Regions from separate parts of the Homo sapiens genome. Here region 2 is linked to region 1. Evidence: read pairs that join two places in POLR2A ChIA-PET (ENCODE). Cell type or tissue: IMR-90. All regions are shown on one strand. Each heading gives the region's core, and the rest is flanking DNA. Links, peaks and the distances in the headings are about the cores only. Region 1 overlaps PTPRF (protein tyrosine phosphatase receptor type F). Region 2 overlaps PTPRF (protein tyrosine phosphatase receptor type F).

Evidence for each region. Peaks named below come from ENCODE experiments on the same cell type or tissue, not always from the same donor. Only the 100,000 strongest peaks of a DNase experiment are listed, where the experiment ranks them.
Region 2: POLR2A ChIA-PET joins it to region 1 with 11 read pairs; 4 of 35 experiments call an interaction of 5 or more read pairs at or near these places.

What each region holds. Positions count from the first base shown.
Region 1 is chr1:43,557,461-43,560,356 of GRCh38, reverse strand. All of the region lies in intron 5 of PTPRF (protein tyrosine phosphatase receptor type F), which reads right to left. Among named protein-coding and RNA genes, the nearest start is that of PTPRF, 28 kb to the right of the region's middle. RefSeq lists enhancers at 2,004-2,581, 2,582-2,896. In IMR-90, for the core only: no CTCF peak of the experiment used is centred there; no DNase peak of the experiment used is centred there; H3K27ac peaks cover 544 bases.
Region 2 is chr1:43,613,853-43,616,748 of GRCh38, reverse strand. All of the region lies in intron 23 of PTPRF (protein tyrosine phosphatase receptor type F), which reads right to left. Among named protein-coding and RNA genes, the nearest start is that of KDM4A, 35 kb to the left of the region's middle. In IMR-90, for the core only: no CTCF peak of the experiment used is centred there; no DNase peak of the experiment used is centred there.

The DNA.
Region 1 (2,896 bases), core at 167-2,666:
TACAAGCACACAGCCTGCTGCACACCACCTGCTGTATGCACCACACACATGGCCTGCTGCACAAATATAGTGCCTGTTGCGTGTGCGCATGTACACACACACACACTGCCTGCTGCACACACACACGGCCTGATGCATACAAACACACAGTCTGCTGCACACCACCTGCTGTACACACCACAGCCTGCTGCATGCACACAAATGCACTGCCCACTGCATGCCACCTATTGTACACACACACACACACACACTGCCTGCTGCACACCATCTGCTGTACATACCATGCACACTGCTTGCTGTACACCCCTGCAAACTACCCGCTGCGCACACACACACTGCCTGATACATACACAGCCTGCTACACACCACCTGCTGGACACACACACATAAACACACTGCCTGACACATACACACAGCTTGCTACACACCACCTGCTGTACACACGCGCGCACACACACACACAGCCTGATACATACATAGCCTGCTACACACCACCTGCTGCACACCCCACAAACTACTCGCTGCACATAAAGATGCACACACACACCACACACTGCCTGATAAACACACTGCCTGCTGCACACCACCTGCTGTACAAACACACACACACACACACAGAGCCTGATACATACACACAGCCTGCCGCACACCACCTGCTGTACACCACACAAAGTACTCGCCGCATGCTGCACATAAACACACACCACACCCCGCCTGATACATACACACACTGCCTGCTGCACACCACCTGCTGTACACACACACACGCCTGCTGCACACAGTCTACTGCACACCTACTGCACACCCTTGCTGCACATAAACACACACACACTACCCGATATAAACACAGGTAGCCTGCCGCACGGCACACCGCACACATATACTGCCTGATAACACACACACACACTGCCTACTGCCCACACACTGCCTGATGCATATGCCTTGCTGTATACATAGCCCATAAGGTACTCACTACCTGCTTACCACCACACCACGCACTGCCTGACGCACACACGTGCACACAAACACTGCGCGCTGCATACACAGCCCATACAGCATGCAGTGCCTCCTGCACACACTGCCCCTTCCCCACTGCCTGATGGTAACGTGTGCGCTGACCGCTGCACACCCCGTTCTGTGCGCACAGCTTGCAAGGCAGCACCCCTGCTGCACACACTGCACCACACACTTCACACAAACACTGCCTTAAACATGGCACACAGGGCACCCACACCACACGAACAGTGCACGTTATCTGCCCTATCAATGACCCCAAGACAAGTAATGCTACCTGTACTCAGAACCCTTGGAGCTAAGCCCCCCAGGAGAAGTCCAAAACAGCTCATCTCTGCTCCACAGCTTCTTTCTTCTCCCCGCCTCCTTGTCCCTCCCAGAACCTACCCAAAGTCATCAGTGCCCTCCCCACACCACTGAATGTCTGGCGGCCTCCTGGGCTTTCCCGGCCAGTCCTTCCAGGCCTGAAATCTGCGGCCCCAGGTGAATCCATGACTTACAGACTGAGCTCCAAGACCTTCACTGCCCCTCAACCTCCTGGAGGGAAAGGCCAGGAATCCAGGCCTGCCTCCCTCCCCTCCCCCAGGGCTCCCCCTCCCTGGTGAGGGAAAATGTCAGATTCCCTGTCTCAGTGGCGGCAGCGGGCGGGTTGGAGGGGGAGTGATTCAGCCGCCGCCTCAAGAGTGCGGAGCGAGAAGAGCTTTTCCTGCCATTACCCGGCGAGGGAGAGGCTGGCGCGCTAATGGCTTCAATTACCACTCAGACAGGAACGCTGGGCGGCGGGCCCCACGCTCATCACAGCCAGGACAGGCTCACCCCGGCCAGCTTGTGCTGGGCACCCCCACCTCGTATGCAGTCCTGGCGGGGGTGTCAAGGGGAGGCCACACTGGGAATAACAATCCTGCTCAGATGCGAGGTGCAAAGGGCACGGCTGTGGGGGATTTGGGGGGGCACTCCCACGGGCTGTGGTGGGAGTGGCCCTGGAGCCACAGCAGTTGGGCCTGGTGTGACATGAGGCAAAGGCAGAGGGCACAGAACAGACTGCAGGCCTGGACTCCTTTTTGGGGGCACACTGATCTTCACCTGAGCCAGTTCACCCCAGACAGCCCTCAGCCATTCTCCAAGGAGACCAGCTCACAGGGAGAGCTGTGTGCAACTCAGGAAGGACTCTTACTTCCCCGACCCCAACTAGCTCCATCCCCTCCCCAGCCCTCCTCGTACCCTGTGGTGGCCTCCCAAGAATGGCCCTGGCTCCTGCCGGCCCCACCCCAGAGCTCCAGTCCAAGTCCAACCATCCTTTCACCCAGTTCCTGCAGGCACCCAGCTTTCTTGATCCTCCTAGGAGGGAGGGGAGGGGTGGGGTGAGGCGGGGCAGGGGGCGGGTGTTCACCCTCTGGGCTGCTTCCCTCTGGCCCTCCTGCGGCACGCCTTTCTGTCAAGCCCAATGCTGGCCAAGGTTATACAGACCAGCAGGATAAGTCAGCATTTTGTCTTCCTGGTGCTATGTTTCAGAAGCAGGAGGGGCTCACTCAGGCCCACAGCTCCACACCCTTCCCCGGAGCATGGACAGGGTCTGGGTACTTGCGCCACACTCTCCCCAGCCTCATCAGACACTTCTCACACCCCAGAAGCGCAAACATATACTGCTGGCCCCTGGTAGAGAAACCAAACGGAGGCACCTCCTGCAGGTCCTCTTTTTTTTTTTTTTTTTTGAGATGGAGTCTCCTGTCGCCCAGGCTGGAGTGCAGTGGCGCAATCTCAGCTCACTGCAACCTCCTCCTCCTGGGTTCAAGCAATTCTCCTGCCTCAGCCTCCCAAGTAGCTGGGACTACAGGCGTGCGCCACCACGCCCAGTTAATTTTGTATTTTTTGGTAGAGATGG
Region 2 (2,896 bases), core at 256-2,755, 56 kb before region 1:
ACCTCCACCGGGAGGTCCTTCAACCGCAGTCCTTTCAAAGCTGAGTTCATCAGCTTCCCCTCCAAACCTGGCGCTGCTGCTGGGACTACACCTTAGCGAAAGGCACCCTCACCCCTCAGTGCCAGGCCAGAACCTAGAAGTCAAGCTCAAAATTCCTCCGGCCTCCACCAACCCCGCCCTGCCAGTCACCAGGTTCTGGTGCTCCCCCACCCCCTCAGCTCTCTCCAACCTGCTGCCACTGCCCTGGGCCAGGCCACCCCAATTGAGGCTCAGCCTCTTCCTGCCTCTTTCCTCTTGTCCCACTCTGACCCACTCAGCCCCACAGCCAGAATAATCCTTCCAAAATGCAGATGTGAATATCAATTTCCTGCTTAAAGGCCTTCTGTGGCTCTTCTTCACCTCGGAGAGCAATAATGATAATAGCGAAGCGTTAGTGAGGACCCACAGTGTGCCTGGCACCGCTGTGAGCACTTTGCATGTATTCCCTCCTCAAATTCTCATACGAGATAGGTTCCATTATTATCTTCACATTTTCCAGATGGATACTATCTGAAGTTCTCAGCATAGCACGCAATGTCCTCCATATGTTGTCCCCAGCCTCATTACTCTCCACAGGACCGCGTCACTGCTTCCGTGAGACCCCGCAGCACACCCCACACCTCAGGCTGCTCTGGTGCTGTCAGCCCACCTTTTGCACGCCTGTCGGTACTATTCAACACCAGGGCATGCTGTCAGAGTCACATATTCAATGCTGATTATCTGTCTGCACATGCTCCCCACGACTGGGTTCCCTGAGGGCATGTGTCTCCACATCCCCAGCACGGGGACTGGCACATGGAAAATGTGTGATCAATGACTGACTGAACGTTAAAGACAACAGAGCAGGCCTGGTGCAGTGGCTCACGCCTGTAATCCCAGCACTTGGGAGGCCAAGGTGGGCGGATCACGAGGTCAGGAGATCGAGACCATCCTGGCTAACACGGTGAAACCCCATCTCTACTAAAAATAAAAAAAATTAGCCGGGTGTGGTAGCGGGCACCTGTAGTCCCAGCTACTCGGGAGGCTGAGGCAGGAGAATGGCGTGAACCCAGGAGGCAGAGCTTGCACTGAGCCGAGATCACGCCACTGCACTCCAGCCTGGATGACGGAGCGAGACTTCCAAAAAAGAAAAAAAAAAAAAAAAAAAAAAAAAAAAAAGACAACAGAGCTATGGGGTCCTGGCTGAGGGAGAGCCCACGGCAGCCTTGGGGAGCCTGAGAAGGCTTCCTGGAGGAGGAGGGTCTTGTAAGGAAAGCTCTGATCAGAGGAGGGAAGCAGGTAGAAGATGGAAGGGGACTACTGTGAACAGAGGCCCCACGAGCCCAGATGGGGAAGCAGGGCTGCGCTGGAAGGAAGGGCAGGTGTAGGACATGGTACAGATGAGTGTGGGTGGAGGCCATGGGAGGCAGGGAGCCCACCTTACGGGCTCCGTGACCCAAAGCCCAGCCTTGTGTGGAGCAGGGCCCCAGGGGGGCCCTATAGGCAGAGGCAGCACGGTTGCTGTGCCGCAGACATACTCATCCATTTGCCTGCCAAGCCCAGCTTTCTCTTCAGAAACCTGGCCCACAGCCCTTGGGAAAGGCAATCTTTGAGCCCTAGGATGCATCCCCCAAACACAGCTGAGGGTGGACATCAGAAGGGGCGCAAACTCACAGGTTAGGCTCAGCCAACCCCTCAATTGCCTGTCCACCAACCATCTACTGAGGCCAGTGCCAGGTGCTGAGGAAACAGCTGTGGACAAGGCAGAACGACAAGCACAGGCTGCTGCTTGGAGGAGGTGGAAGAGGAGGAGGTCTCTCTCTCTCTTTTTTAAGTAAAAATACTCTTTTTTAAGAGTTTTTTTTATTTTATATTTTTTGAGAGGGAGTCTCACTCTGTCACCCAGGCTGGAGCGCAATGGCATGACCTTGGCTCAACGCAACCTCCGCCTCCCGGGTTCAAACGATTCTCCTGCCTCAGCCCTCACAAATAGCTGGGACTACAGGCATGTGCCACCACAGCTGGCTAATTTTTGTATTTATAGTAGAGATGCAGTTTCGCCACGGTGGCCAGGCTGGTCTCAAACTCTCGACCTCAGGTGATCCACCCGCCTCGGCCTCCCAAAGTGCTGGGATTACAGGCGTGAGCGACTGCGCCTGGCCAGGAGTCTTGTCTTTAAATCACCTCCTTCTCTAACAAATCCCCTTCCTAGATGGGCAGCCTGGGGATGCTCAGAGTCACCCCGACACCATCTGTGGGTGGGAAACCCTCAGACTCTTGAAGGCTCAGCCCCCAGCAGGCTCCTAGGAGTTAAGTCCAGAACAAGATGAACGTGTGGAGGGCTCCAAGCGGGACTTGTACAGCCTGAGCAGCCAGTCTCGAGGCCCCGACTCCCCGTGAGCTGTGGCATCGGAGTACACACGTGAGCACATGCATGTGCAGAGCACAGGGCAGCAGGCAGGCCTGGGTTTGAATCCTGGCTCCACTACTCATCAGCTGTTTGACTTGGGCAAGTCACTTCCCCTCTCTGAGCCCCCGCTTCCTCACCTGGAAGATGGGATAATAACAGTCCCCATTTCTGAAGACTGTGGGGGAACCAAAAGAGATAATGCATGCCAAGTGCCCAGACCGGTGCTGGCCTGCAGGATGCTCTTGATAGATGCCAGCTACTGTGGCTGTTATCACTGATCTATGTCTGTATGCCTGTGGCCTTGTGTCTGCCTGTGAGCACTTGAGCACGTGTCTGAGTGTCCAGACCCTGGTGTCACTCACAGCCTTTTGAAACCATCTCCTAAGGGTGACCCCAAGAAGGTGCTGGGCCAGGCTATGGCCAGACCCAGCATCTGAGGCACCCGGTTCCCAGCTGACCCTTACCACT